Regions from separate parts of the Homo sapiens genome. Here region 1 is linked to region 2. Evidence: chromatin contacts called from ENCODE Hi-C or POLR2A ChIA-PET data. All regions are on one chromosome and are shown on one strand. The core of a region is the stretch at or near the end of the contact, and the rest is flanking DNA. Distances in the headings are between cores, read along the strand shown. Region 1 holds the start of CUEDC1 (CUE domain containing 1). Region 2 overlaps LOC105371841 (a long non-coding RNA gene).

Region 1 (6,188 bases), core at 3,687-6,186, 280 kb after region 2:
GATTAAATTGGTCAGAGGAGAAAGGGTCAGGATTATCCAAATTATTTGGAAGTTTACACCACTTGCTTTTCTACCTCCAGCCTTCTTAAGCTGTCTTTGGTAGTCCTAGGAGGAGGAGTGGGTCTCACGGTGGCAGGGACAATGTGGTTGGTCGCAGAGCCGCAACTGTCTGCTCTCCTTATCAACCATTCATGCCCTGGCATTTGCCCTGGGCTGGGGGACCTTCAGAAGGGAAATGTCCTGTTTTCCCCACGGTCCGATCAGAGCTCACCATTTCCAAGCCTGAGCCCAGTGGCTCTCCATCAGCCTCATTCTCACAGTAGATAATGCCATATGCTCCAGCGATCTGAGCTTCATACAGCCACAGACTTAGCAAAAGGCTTCCATCACCTTCACATTCAGTCTGTGGAAACAGCAAGTGTTCTTGGCTGGTTTTGTTTGTTTGTTTGAGATTGAGTCTCGCTCTGTCACCCAGGCTGGAGTCAAGCACGATCTTGGCTCACTGCAACCTCCACCTCCCAGGTTCAAGCAATTTTCCTGCCTCAGCCTCCCAGGTAGCTGGGACCACAGGCGCCTGCCACCACGCCTGGCTAATTTTTGTATTTTTAGTAGAAATAGGGTTTTACCATGTTGGCCAGGCTGGTCTCGAACTCCTGGCCTCAAGTGATTCACCCGCCTCGGCCTCCCAAAGTGCTGGGACTACAGATGTGAGCCATGGTGACTGCCCTGTTCTTGGCTGGTTCTAGCCCGGGAGTGGGTGGGTGGCATGAGGACAGAAAATGGGAAGAGCTGGAATGGAAGTTAAGGGCAGCCTGGGAAGGGCCTCTCTCAGGAGTTTAAATTTCATTCTCCAAGCAATGGGAAGTCATCCACCTTGTTCAGCAGTGCAGAGACATCACCGGTTTGTACATTAGAAAAGTAACTGCTGGCACTGAAAAGGATGGATTGAAAGGCAGGGCCCTGGCAGCAGGGCCTGAGCCAGGGCAGAGGAGAGGGGGCAGGTTCCAGAGAAACTCAGAAGCAGAAAGCCCTGAGTTTACTGAGGGGGTTGAATGTACGAGGGGAGGAAGGCAGCATGTAACATCTGCAGCTTGAGCGAATGGGAGGTGCTGCTTATCCAGGACAGAGAATTCTTGCAAAGGATGTGGAGATGATGGGCTCCAGGCTCCCCGCACTGAAGGTGCAGTGGCTGTGGGACAGCTTGTCCAATGGCAGTAACACATGCCAGTCAGGGGCTTGAGAGAGGGAGTGGGGTGCTCGGACAGGTCATCAGCACACTCCACTAGGTGCAGAGGGGGTAATGTTATTAATAAAACTTGGCTGGGCACGGTGGTCCACGCCTGTAATCCCAGCACTTTGGGAGGCTGAGGTGGGCAGATCACCTGAGGTTGGGAGTTTGAGACCAGCCTGACCAACATGGAGAAACCCCGTCTCTACGAAAAATACAAAATTAGCTGGGCGTGGTGGTGCATGCCTGTAATCCCAGCTACTCGGGAGGCTGAGGCAGGAGAATCGCTTGAATCTGGGAGGTGGAGGTTGCAGTGAGCCAAGATCATGCCATTGCACTCCAGCCTGGGCAACAAGAGCGAAACTACGTCTCAAAAACAAAACAAAACAAAACAAACAGACAACAACCAAAAAAAAAAAAAAAAAAAATAGCCGGGTGCGGTGGCTCATGCCTGTAATTCCAGCACTTTGGTAGGCCATGGCGGGCGGAGGTCGGGAGTTTGAGACCAGCCTGGCCAACATGGTAAAACCTCATTTCTACTAAAAATAAAAAAATTAGCTGGGCATGGTGGCGTGCACCTGTAGTTCTAGCTACTCGGGAGGCTGAGTTGGAAGAATCGCTTGAACCTGGGAGGCAGAGGTTGCCGTGAGCCGAGATCGCGCCACTGTACTCCAAGCTGTACAACAAGAGCGAGACTCTGTCTTAAAAAAAAAAAAAAAAAAAAAAATATATATATATATATATATATATATATATATATATGCAGTCTGCAAGTGGAGCCATGAGGGGTTGGTACCTGCCCCACTCTATTCCCCCTGTGAGAACATCTGGAAAGAGGGGTTGGTTAGAAAGTTAGAGGACTCAGCCTTGGAGAAACCCCTGGGGCAGGCAGAGCTGAAGAAATGAGGGAATGGATAGAAAGACGCAGAGGCTAGGAAGCCATGAGGGTGGGAATGGTTTCAAGGAGGCGTTAGCAACATCCAGGGCTCCAATGGAGTGAAGGAATGGGATAGGGAGGAGGCCCATGGGTTGAAACAATGAGGAGCCTAAGGTTGCCTCCCTTGGAAAGGCATCTTCCCCTAGAAAGATGCCGGTGCCTCCCTGTAAAAATCACCTTCCCCTAGGATGAAGGGGAAGAAAGTCAGATTGTAGGAAGTTGAGGATTGAATAGGGCTTGAAGAAGCAGAGAGTGGGTCTGGTTGCTTCTTAGGGGAGGCCTACTGATGAATGCAGAAGAGAGAAACAGGGCAATGACTTGAGGGCAGGGCAGGGTTGGGGCCAGGTTCCCTTAGAAGGGGGTATCCTGAAGTGTTTGTAGTTTTGAAGCAGAGGGGAGGAGAAAGAAGAACTAACAGAGTTTCCTGAAGCACATAGGAGGTTGGGCTGGAAAGCAAAAGGGACATCTCTGGAAGAGCAGAGACAATAGGGCCTGAACCAGGCAGAAGTGGAGGAGTGAGGCGGTGAGAGAAGGAGAAATGAACAGGATCTGATAACCAGTGGAGGGCCAGGGAAGCTGCACAGGAGACAGAGGCTTCCAGCCTCTGAGCCAGAGGTGGATTCAGGAGAGTAGGAGGAGGTGGCTTAGGTAGGGAAGCGGTCTCAGTCGCCTTTAGCCTCCTTGAGTTTTAGGTGTCTGGGAGACTCACAGGTGGCCCTCTGTAGGCGGCTGGTGTGAGGGGCTGGAGCCCTGGGGGCTCAGAGGCAGTGGTGGGAGTGGGTGGAGGTGTCTGGGGGTGGGGAAGTTGTGAGAGGCAGGGAAGGGGTCTGAGAAAAAGCTTCCAGAAGGACAGACCCAAAAGGAGGAGTATGTTAGCAAAGCCCAAGAAAAGTGTGCTTCAAGGAAGAGTGTCCATTAGAGCAACTGGTTTTATTAATGACTATAATAATAATGTATTTAAAAATTTTACTAGCCGGGCGTGGTGGCACCCACCTGTAACCCCAGCTACTCAGGAGGCGTAGGCAGGAGAATTGCTTGAACCTGGGAGGCGGAGGTTGCAGTGAGTTGAGATCGTGCCACTGCACTCCAGCCTGGGTGACAGAGCGAAACTCCGTCTCAAAAAAAAAAAAATTATGAGCAATCCATAGGCGAGTGCAAATGGAAATCTCCAGGTTTGCAGATGCATTTTTCTGCTCCTGAAATGCCAAGGTGACAGGAATGAACTGCAGAGGGATCTTGCAAGTAAGCAGGAAAGTGACAAATGAACTGCACTATGGGTAAGTGTAAGGTAATACACTTGATAACATAATCTAGACTATATTGGCCAGGCGGACAAATCCTGAGCTCTCAGTTACAACCTGGGAAAGGAGCCAGGAGTCAGTATAGAGGCATGGGTCTGTCCCTTCGGATTAAGAATCTTTAACCTGGGGCCTGAAGACCATCTTCTGGGATTTCAAGCACCCTGCCTCCCCCGGAAATTGAATGCACCAGGGAGTGAAGTGTGGGGAGAGAGGAGCAGGAGAGAGGAGATCCTCAGAGGGGTTTGGAAACCCAGTCCTGGAGTTCCGTTCAACATGCTAACCTAACGTTGGGCCTCCCCGAGGAGGGTGTGGTTCTGAGGTTTCTCCCCCTCCCAGTTTCCCACCTTGCTGAAGAAACTTGCCCTTGACATGCAAATGATGGAAACACATTGGTGTCTGGGGCACTTTGGTTTGTGGTTTTTACCATCAGCTGTCTCTGAGGCTGAGCGTGTCGATCTGTCTCAGCAAGGCTAGCAAATTGCAAGCGCTCAGAGGAGGGGAGAGGGGGGCTATTCCTGGGGTTCTGGGCCCAGATGGGCAAATGGGTCTGTAAGGCAGACTTTTCCAGGAGGAGGGTGCAGACCCTTTGCAAGTTGTTTGGGGACAGAGCTTAGTTTGCATCTGGCCTTCTTCACCCTCCTCAGATCCCCTAGGTAGCAGGGTGCTTGGTGGTCACCACCTGACCTAGGCTACCTACTCCCAAATTGGAGTCTGAAATGAAAGCACGTGGGAAAAGTATAGCAAAGGTCAGTTTCCCATTTATTAAACAAGTTCTTCCGTGGAAAATCTTCCCAGGGCTCAGCAGCCCTTGAAGTGATCAGGGATGCTGGGGAGGTTGGGGGAGGAGAAAATGGGAGATGGCAGGTGGTATCTGTCGGTGTGGACGAGTGATAGCTTTGATTTGCTCCCCCTTCCCACCATCTCCTGTGTCCTCAGCATTTGATTTGGTTTCCTTTCCGGGGCCCTAATTCCAGGGAGGTGCCCCTCCTCCACACCTGTGTCCCAAGCCCCAGCTGTGCGTCCTCACCCTGGGTTCCTGGCACTGACCTGGAACCTGTCGGGCAGCCCTGCTCTTAGCTCCCCGCGGAGTCTCGGAGGTCTCAGGTCTCCTCCGCCCACCCTCTCCGCAGCTGGGAGGGGCAGGATGCCCCGCACCCCGCTCTGCGCGGGAGGTCGAGGCACCCCGCTCACGCCCTCCTGCCCGCAAGCTAGGGAGTCACTGCGGCCGGGGAGGGAGGTACACGGAGGGCATTTTTCCAGCCTTCACTGGGTGCTCCCCTCTCCACCCCCGGCAACCATGTAGGTTTCCGGACCCCCAGGTCCGCTTCCCTCCTCTCTGGAAAGGGGTCGGCCATAGGGAAAGGGCCCGGGGGCGCCGCAGCCGGGCCCCCGCCCCGCCCCGCCCGCAGCCCCGCTCCTCCCCGCGCGGCCCCACTTGTGGCCCTGCCGGCAGCCGCGCAGGGACAGCTGCATTTCTCGCCGCCCGCCGCTAGGAAGCCGGCCTCGCCTCACTTTCTCCGCCTCCCCGCGCCCCAGCCGCGCCGCCGCCGCCGAGCCTGGCCCCGCCGCCACCGCTGCGGATTGCAGCCCCTCCCCCGCCCGGCCCGCGGCCCGGCCCCTGCGGCCCGCGCGGAGCGGACGCGCGTGGCGCTGCCCGGTAAGACCCCCGCGCTCCCGCGGCTCCCGCCCGGCCCCGGGCGCGGTCCTCGCCGGCGCCCCGCGCGCAATCCCGGCCGCGGCCCCGGCCCAGCGGCCCCACCTTCTCGGGACCCGTTGCCCAGGCGCCGCCGGGAGGGCCGGGCCGTCGCGAGTTTGATTCCCGGGGCTGTCGGCGCGGCTCCCCGGGAGCTCCGCGTGCGGCAGGTCCCCGCCCGCCCTTCCTTCCCGAGCCCCCACCTCATCCCGGGCCCCGGGCGCGGGGGGCGTGCGGGCATCTGGGGGGCCGGGAGCGGGGCGCGCGATTAGACCGGGGGGCGCGGGCCAGCGCCGCAGGGAAGGGAGACGAGGCCTCCCGGAGCCGGCTTCGCCCGAGTCCCCTCTCCCGCCGCTCCCCCTTTTGTGTGGGCGCCCCTCCCCGCAGTGCCCGGGCCTGGGGGCGCAGGCTGGGCGGCGACGGCAGGCGGGGGCGCCTGCTGGGAGCCGAGCGCCTTTCAGGGGGAGGGGAGCTTCGCTTCCTGCCCCCCGCCGATGTCACAGGTCGGCTCAGCCTTTTTTGGTCCCTCCCGGTCCCCTGGGAGCTGTATCTCCCGTCAGCTCGGCCAGGGAAAGTTGGGAATGCGCTGTCCCCGCCCCTGCTCGCCCGCCCCGCCGGCTCCTGTGCCCCAGGCTCTGAGCTCCAAGGGGGGCTGGTGTCAGCGTTTATTCATTCCTCCCTCTTCCTTTTCTCGGTCGCGTGGTCGCCTTACACCCAGCACTGCCCTGCCCATTTCTTTTCCCCTTAAAAAAAGTTTTAGCTCTAAGAAACGTACACTGAAATTAAATTCCTGAGACGGAATGTGTTTTAAGGGGAGGGAGGGTTTAGATTTTCCTTTTTTTGGTGGAGTAGTGGAGTAGAAGATGAGGGGACTCCCTGGGAGTTTAGAAACAAGATGCCCTGGAGGCGATAGAGGATACAAGAAGACCATCCACCGTGCTCCCCACCTGATCCGCAGTCAGCGTCTTGTAGCGAGAGGAATGAGCCTTCCCTGGGTGATCCCGCAGCACCTGAGCCACCTGGCCCAGG
Region 2 (6,985 bases), core at 177-2,676:
AGTTGGAAACCAGGGAGACACCCTGGGCATTTTTCTTTTTTCTTTCCCTCTTTTCTCTTCCTCCCCTTCCTCCCATCTTCTTGGTCACTGAATCCTGTCCATTTGTCCTTCATAAATCTCTTGCCTCTGTGGCTTCCTTGACTTCCCCACATTCTGGTTCTGCCCTGCCCTGAATTACCCCCCACTTTATTTATTTATTTATTTATTTATTTATTATTTTTTATTTATTTATTTTTTTTTTGAGACGGAGTTTCGCTCTGTCGCCCAGGCTGGAGTGCAGTGGAATTATCTTGGTTCACTGCAGCCTCTGCCTCCTGAGTTCAAGTGATTCTCCTGTCTCTGGAAGAGGCTGGACTTTTACCCCACTGCAGGGGTTAGAAGGGCCAGTTGAATTTGTAGGATTGTGGTGGAGGCTGGAATGGGGTGAAATGCTCAAATAGTCTGTCTGTGATGGAACCCCTTCCACTCTGGTGGAAACCTGGGGAGGGTGAAGTGGTTATTACCTCTCACTCTTCGCACAGTGCTAAGAAGGGGACAGAGGCTGGGGAGAGGAAGTGAAAGAATCTTCACTGTCCCACCCTCTTTTTCTTCTCTTAATGAATACAGGCTTTTCAAGAGGCTGTAAGCGTACACTGTAGAATGTCCTTCTACTCAGCGAGCAACATGGCCTCTGATATGCCTCTAACAAAAGATAATCATGACCAGGTACCCCTGAAGGAAACTGAGATTCTAAAATTTATTTGATATCTTACTTTTTTAAAGAGAAAAATTTTTATTTTAGAACAATTTTAGATTTACCATATTATTACAAAGATAATACAGAGTTCCTGCACACTCCACACCCAGTTTTCATTATGATTATCTTATTTTACAATGGTACATTTGTCACAGTTAATAAAGCAATATTGTTACATTATTATTAAGTAAAAGGTCAATATCTTACATTTTAACTTTCAAATTCATGCTTTTATGTCCCACTCAAGAAATTATCTGTTTGTTTTTATATAAAAATTTAAAATTTACTTCACAGCAACCTACAGTGGACACACCAAGAATGTGAGCCAAATGTAACCTGTGCTCTCTGTTTTCCGGGCCACTACGGTGTTCCCTGGGGGAGGCGCCCAGCTTGGGCCTACGAGAGTGAGTTCAGAGCGGAGTCGGAAGGAAATCTCATAGGGCCCTAATGACCCTGCTCGGTGGCTGTGTAACCTCAAGAGTTACTCAGTCTCTGAGCCTCGGCTTCCTCTTCTGGTGAGTGGGAGTAGGAGCAGCAGCCTGCCTCACAGGGTGCCATGAGGATAAGCTCGGCTCAGGCATGCAGACACGTAGAGCATGATTCACACGACGTCATTAGCATCAGGAGCATCCCTGAGACAGGAAGGTGAGCAGTGACTTCAGCACGAGCTGGTTCTTGAGAAGTCATGCTTTCACCCTCCCAGCCTCTGAATCGCCACTTCTAATCCTGAGGAGGGTCAGAAGCTGAAACTGAAAAAGGAAATGGCTTCAACCCCACGTCCTCATAGCTGGGTTGCACGCCACAGACAGAGGAGACAGAAAGGGAAAGTTTCTTTTTTTGGCTTCTGCTGCTGGGCATTCTCTCTGTCCTGGTGACTGTGTGGCTCTCCAATGAGCTGCTTGCTATCTGATGGGAAGAAAAAAGGAGATGATGGGGGCCATGGCACCACCCTGTCCCCAAGGAGCCAACTCTAGTTTTGCCCTCTTTTGGTCACATGGATGTGAAAGAGTCCATCTTCAGCCTGAGGACAACAGCTGGCCCAGGCAGGGTTTCTGCTCTTGAACTCGGCAACCTAGGCTAGTTGCTCCCACCTCTCTGAAGTCCCTGTGGACCTGGATACTGCATAGCTGATGATGTCCGTCTGCTGAAATAAAGCCTAGCAGAATTTCCTAGCCTGACAGCTGAAAACCGGCCTGCATTGCTTATAGTAACTCATGTTTTCTCTTTTCCCTTCTTGCTACAGATTTCAGGAGGCCCATTTTGACTTCAGTACCTGGCCCCCCATGAGGTGATGGCCCCACTGTTAGCTTTCCATGTCTAAACTCTGAAATTTTGCCCTGAATTTCGATCCAGTGCCCGAGGCACTGCCACTGCTGGCAATTTAATCATGGTCCTTACTGGATTTCACATCCTACAAATTCAACTGGCCCTTCTAACCCCTGCAGTGGGGTAAAAGTCCAGCCTCTCCCTCCAGCCCCAAGTTCTAAAACGTGGTGCTGGCCCACCTTCATGAACCCTCCCATTTGTGGCCATGTCAAAAGAGAAAATGATGAATGGGTAAGAAAAACAGAAATTGATCAAATCTGCCTGAGATTCTGCCCTCCTAGAACTTATCAAATCTGTAGCAATAAAACTTTACAGCCTCAGATTAGGGATCTGCAATTCCCTGCTCACAGCTGCAATGAGAGCAAGAGACCATGACCTAACAGACTCAATTGGGAAGATTCCCGTTTGTGGGATGTTTTCGATGTGTCACACAACCCTAGATTTCCTTGCTATTTTTATCTTTTGAAACATTCTCCAAGAAACCTAATGTGGAAGTTCCCTCTTTTAACATAATTATGTTGTTTCACTACAAGTTGCTGGGGTTCAAGAAATCATTAATTGGGCTACTTTAAGAGCATAATGTAATTCCAATCTGCAAAAATATAGGAAATATGACATTCTCTAGAAATGGATTTAAGCATAGATCTAGGACTCATAAATAACAAGGCAGTGTTTTGACCCTGGTGATATTTGCCAAGTAAGTATAGCAAGGGGATTTTAGTCAGCCTGGCTTTGCCTCATCATGATTTATATTTGTCTGATTCTTTTAAAAAGTAAGCTTAGAGTTTGAACAACATTTCAGAAGCCTCTGGTTCAGTGATTCCCAAAGGTTGCATCTGAATCAGTGGAAAGCTTGGGAAAAATACAGGCATCCAGACTCTGCTCCTGGTCTACAGAATTCCAGCTCTGGCATTGGAGTTGGAGAACCTCTATTTCTAATAAATCTCCTGGGTGAGTCTGACATACGGGTAGATTTGGAAACTACTAATCTAGCTGAACTTTCTACCCTCTGTAGGATTCCCCACTACATCCTTGCTCCTCAAGGTATGATCCAAAGTCTTATAGCATTGGAATCTTCTGGGAGCTACTCAGAAATACAGAATCTCAGGCCCCACCCAGATGTACCAAATCAGAATCTGCATTTTCACAAAATCCCCAGGTCATATTTATTTACATTAAAGCTGACAGATGGTCATCAAGTCACTGCTTGAACACTTCCGGGGTTGGGGAGCTCAGTATTTACATGGCAACCTGCTTCATTGCTGGGAGGCTCTAATTATCTAGCTCTTTCTTATAGCAAGCTCACTCACTCATTCATGCATTCATTCTACAAATATGGGCAGACTCTAAAAAGTTGACCAAGATGACATAGTCACGTGATCACATTTCAGCCATTTTTAAATTTCAGTTCATAGGCAGAGAGAACCTCTTTTTTTTTTTTTTTTTTTTTTTTTTGATGGAGTCTCACTCTGTCACCCAGGCTGGAGTGCAGTGGCTCAACCTTGGCTCACTGCAACCTCCGCCCCCGGGTTCAAGCAATTCCCCTGCCTCAGCCTCCCGAGTAGCTGGGATTACAGGCACTGCCACGGCGTCCAGCTAATATTTGTATTTTTAGTAGAGACGGGGTTTCACCATCTTGGACAGGCTGGTCTTGAACTCCTGACCTTGTGATCCACCTGCCTCGGCCTCCCGAAGTGCTGGCATGAGCCACCGTGCCCCGCCAAGAGAGAACCTCTCTTAACAGAGATGTATTTTCTTGTTTTCACATAGGCCAGTGTGAAACTAAGGGCCTGTCTCTTGTAGAACCTTACTGAGGGCTGTAAGAAGTTGGTAACACAATCCAATATCCTGAATTTTCCCCACCATCCTCCTAATGCAACAGCCTGCATAGTATGTGGTCCCCATTCCCAGACACATCAGTGTAACTCCTTCCTATCCAAAGTGTGGTCCATGGCTCAGCAGCAGTGGCACCACCTGGGAGCTTGTTAGGAACGCAGACTCTCAGTTCCCACCAAATCAGGATCTTCATTTGAACAAGATCCCCAGGTGATTTTTTTGCACATTAAACTTCAACAGGCAGAGAAACCAGTTCTATTTCACAATCCCTTAAATAGGATTGCTAACTTTCTAGCTCATGAGCAAGCCCTATCTCTTCAGCCAATTCCATCAAGTATAAGCCTGTTAATTGCAGCATGCCTACTTCCAGGCACACATTCCGTATTACTTAGCATGCGTTTGCTGGGCCCAGGTCACCAACAAACTAGCTCAAATTGGCTTAACTAACAAGGCAAATTTCAAATTGAATGCTGGGCACATGGATGGTGATTATACGATTTGTTCCATATTTGTGTTGCTGTTGTTGGTGTAATTTTTTTTAGTTGTGGTAAAATACACATAATATAAAATTTACCATCTTAACCATGTTTAAGTGTACTGTTCAGTTTTGTCAAGTATTCACATTGCTATGCAACCAATAATTGTTCCATATTTTTTGATCATTTGAAAAAAAAAAAAACCTCTAACAAGAATCCAGGGATAGGGTTGACTTCAGGGTTGAATTACTTCAATGGGCCTGGCTTCCTTCACCCTGCAGTTCTCCTGGCTTTACCTCCTCTCAGCTTCAACTCCATCCTTCCCTTGCAGGCAAAATGGCACACAACCCCCTGCAGGGGAAGGCAGAGAATCTCACAGAAGAGAAAGAATAGCTTTCCCAGAAATCCTGGCAAGCTTTTTCTTACGTCTCACTGGCCTGAATTGGAACATGTGCCTGTTCCTTAATTGGCAAAGATATTTTAAGGGTCATTAGATTATTGCTGTAGAAAGATCACTTGGCTTTAGGGTGGGGAAGAGGTGGAGGGTAGGACTGCAGAGAGGAAGGTCAGGAGGCACCCTGTTGCAATGACGAAGGTAGGAACTAATGGTATCCTGGAAAGAGGTAGTGCCTGGTGGTCCTGGAGGTGGAGAGCTGGGAAAGGATTCCAGAGATGTTAATGCGATTGAAATCTTAATTTTCTTCCGTTCAAAGACTAAAAATACCTTTCCCTTCACCCTCTCTCAAGAGAGCAATTAAAGCTTTGTGTCCTGGAGGGCAGAATTTTCTTTGTCTTTGGGAAGATTAACAAGCCTTTGTTTTGAAAAAACAAAATAAACAAGCAAATAAACAATAGACCAAACTAACCAAACAAATAACAACAAACAAAAACACAAGTGACAAACAAACATAGCTCACAGGGCTAGGGAGCTCAATTGAGGTACGGTGGGGGGTGGGGGAGGGAGGAGGGAGAATGGAGAGGAAACTGGTAGGTTGCTGAAGCCTATAGGGTTGGAGGGATTGGTTAGTTACCTTGGAGATGCAGGACCAAGAAACAGGGAATTTCAGCTCTCTTGCAGCATTCCTGCACGGGGCAGAATTCCTGCATGGACCTCTGACAGGGTGGCACATGGATATCTGGGACTGGACTCTATAGGCTGTGGTCTTTGGAGGCCAAGTTAGTCACCAGGAGGAAGATGGACACGGTAAGCAGAGAGCAGCCTGCTCAGCTGGGAGCTTGGGGCATGACCACCCCAGCACTGACCAGCATGGATTGGAGGCCCCTTTCTGGGGCGTAGGAACTCTGCACTGAGTCCAGGAAGTGGAAGGGGCCACAATAACAACATTGAACATCGCATCAGCTCTGCTGAGGGGGAGCTTGGAGACAGGTTTAATTTAACAATATAAATTATTCTAATTATTCACATATAATGATAGTGACAGGAGGCAGCCAAATGCCTAGACAGACAGGGTTGGGTACCCACCTCCAAGTCGAAGACAATTTAAATCCTGAAAGCCAAGCTACAAGTTAAATCCTTGGACTGGATTGAGAACTTGTCCTCCTGTTTGATGTGCTTTCCTCTGATTGATCCCCATCCTTCACCTATTTCACATATATCTAGCTTTTCCTAATTGGTTTTCTACACAGTCATGCCCACCTTTGAGTGGTGTTTTCACTTTAACTTTTTTTGCATACTCACAGACCAATCAGCACGCACTCCCCATCTTGTGCCTATAAAGACCCCAGGCTCAGTCAGTAGAAGAGGAGACTCCTGACTTTGTGAAGAGACAACCTGACTTTGGGGAAGATGACCTGCCCTTCTCATTGCCTCTCCTATTCCCCTATCCACTGAGCCATTTTTATCATTCACTAAAATTCTCCACCTTTGCCATCCTTCAGCTGTCCATGTGACTTCATTTTTCTTGGACCCTGGACAAGAGCTTGGGACACTTTACCCAGAAAGGTTGTCACACTGGCCCTTTGCCCTCACTGGTGGAGGGCAGCTTCCCCACGTGATGAGGTAAGGGGCCAACTGAACTGTTAACACACCGCTATCCGTGGACAGTGGAACTAAAGGAGCACTGTAACAACCCCTCTGGGCCTTTGGGATTTTGGGCACCCTTAGCTGGGTGCCTCTGCAGGCCCTGCATGGAGGTTGCTCTTGTGTTGGCACTAGGAGTGGCTGGCTGGACCCCACATTCACTCGCTCATGTGCTCCCTCCTGCAAGGGGTTGAGCGTGGTGGGCTGAGTAGAGGGGGTACCCCTGCTGTAAGTCCAGTGAAGGGGCTGAGAAAAATCTTGCATCAGTTGTAAGACAGTTGAGACAAAATATACTCATGTCCCAGCACCCAGCTTTGCATTTGCTGTTTCATCTGCCTGAAGTGCTCATTCTCCAGATATCCACATGGCTCATTTCCTCACCATCTTTGAGTACTTGCTTAAATATCACAGTCTTAGTTAGTGTTTCCAGATTTCCCTTTTAAAAAATGTCAAACTCTTCTTTTTCTACAATTCTTTTTTTGCTTTTTTGAGACAGGGTCTCGCTCTGTTACGCATGCTGGAGTGCAGTGGCACGACCACAGCTCACTGCAGCCTTAAACTCCTGGGCTT

The links. A loop is a pair of places that touch in the nucleus more often than their neighbours do. ChIA-PET counts read pairs that join two places held with the same protein, here RNA polymerase II (POLR2A). Pooled maps may share reads with other maps.
Region 1: a map with no recorded cell type shows a loop between it and region 2 (5-fold over the local background). The contact joins the promoter of CUEDC1 here to the enhancer-like site in region 2. A Hi-C loop is called at or near these places in 5 of 37 single-sample maps with no recorded cell type and 3 of 50 pooled maps. POLR2A ChIA-PET finds 5 or more read pairs at or near these places in 2 of 52 experiments (PC-9 and activated T-cell).

The regions. Positions count from the first base shown.
Region 1 is chr17:57,954,160-57,960,347 of GRCh38, reverse strand. It overlaps CUEDC1 (CUE domain containing 1), which reads left to right and starts at 4,936. Exons shown (of 11, transcript NM_001271875.2): 1 at 4,936-5,123. RefSeq lists a silencer at 5,012-5,081.
Region 2 is chr17:58,227,317-58,234,301 of GRCh38, reverse strand. It overlaps LOC105371841 (a long non-coding RNA gene), which reads right to left. Exons shown (of 2, transcript XR_934884.4): 2 at 723-1,642. Among named protein-coding and RNA genes, the nearest start is that of LPO, 7.8 kb to the left of the region's middle. Within about 2 kb of position 1,426, at least 4 of the 41 ENCODE cell types and tissues checked have a DNase peak (open chromatin) inside an H3K27ac peak, as active enhancers do.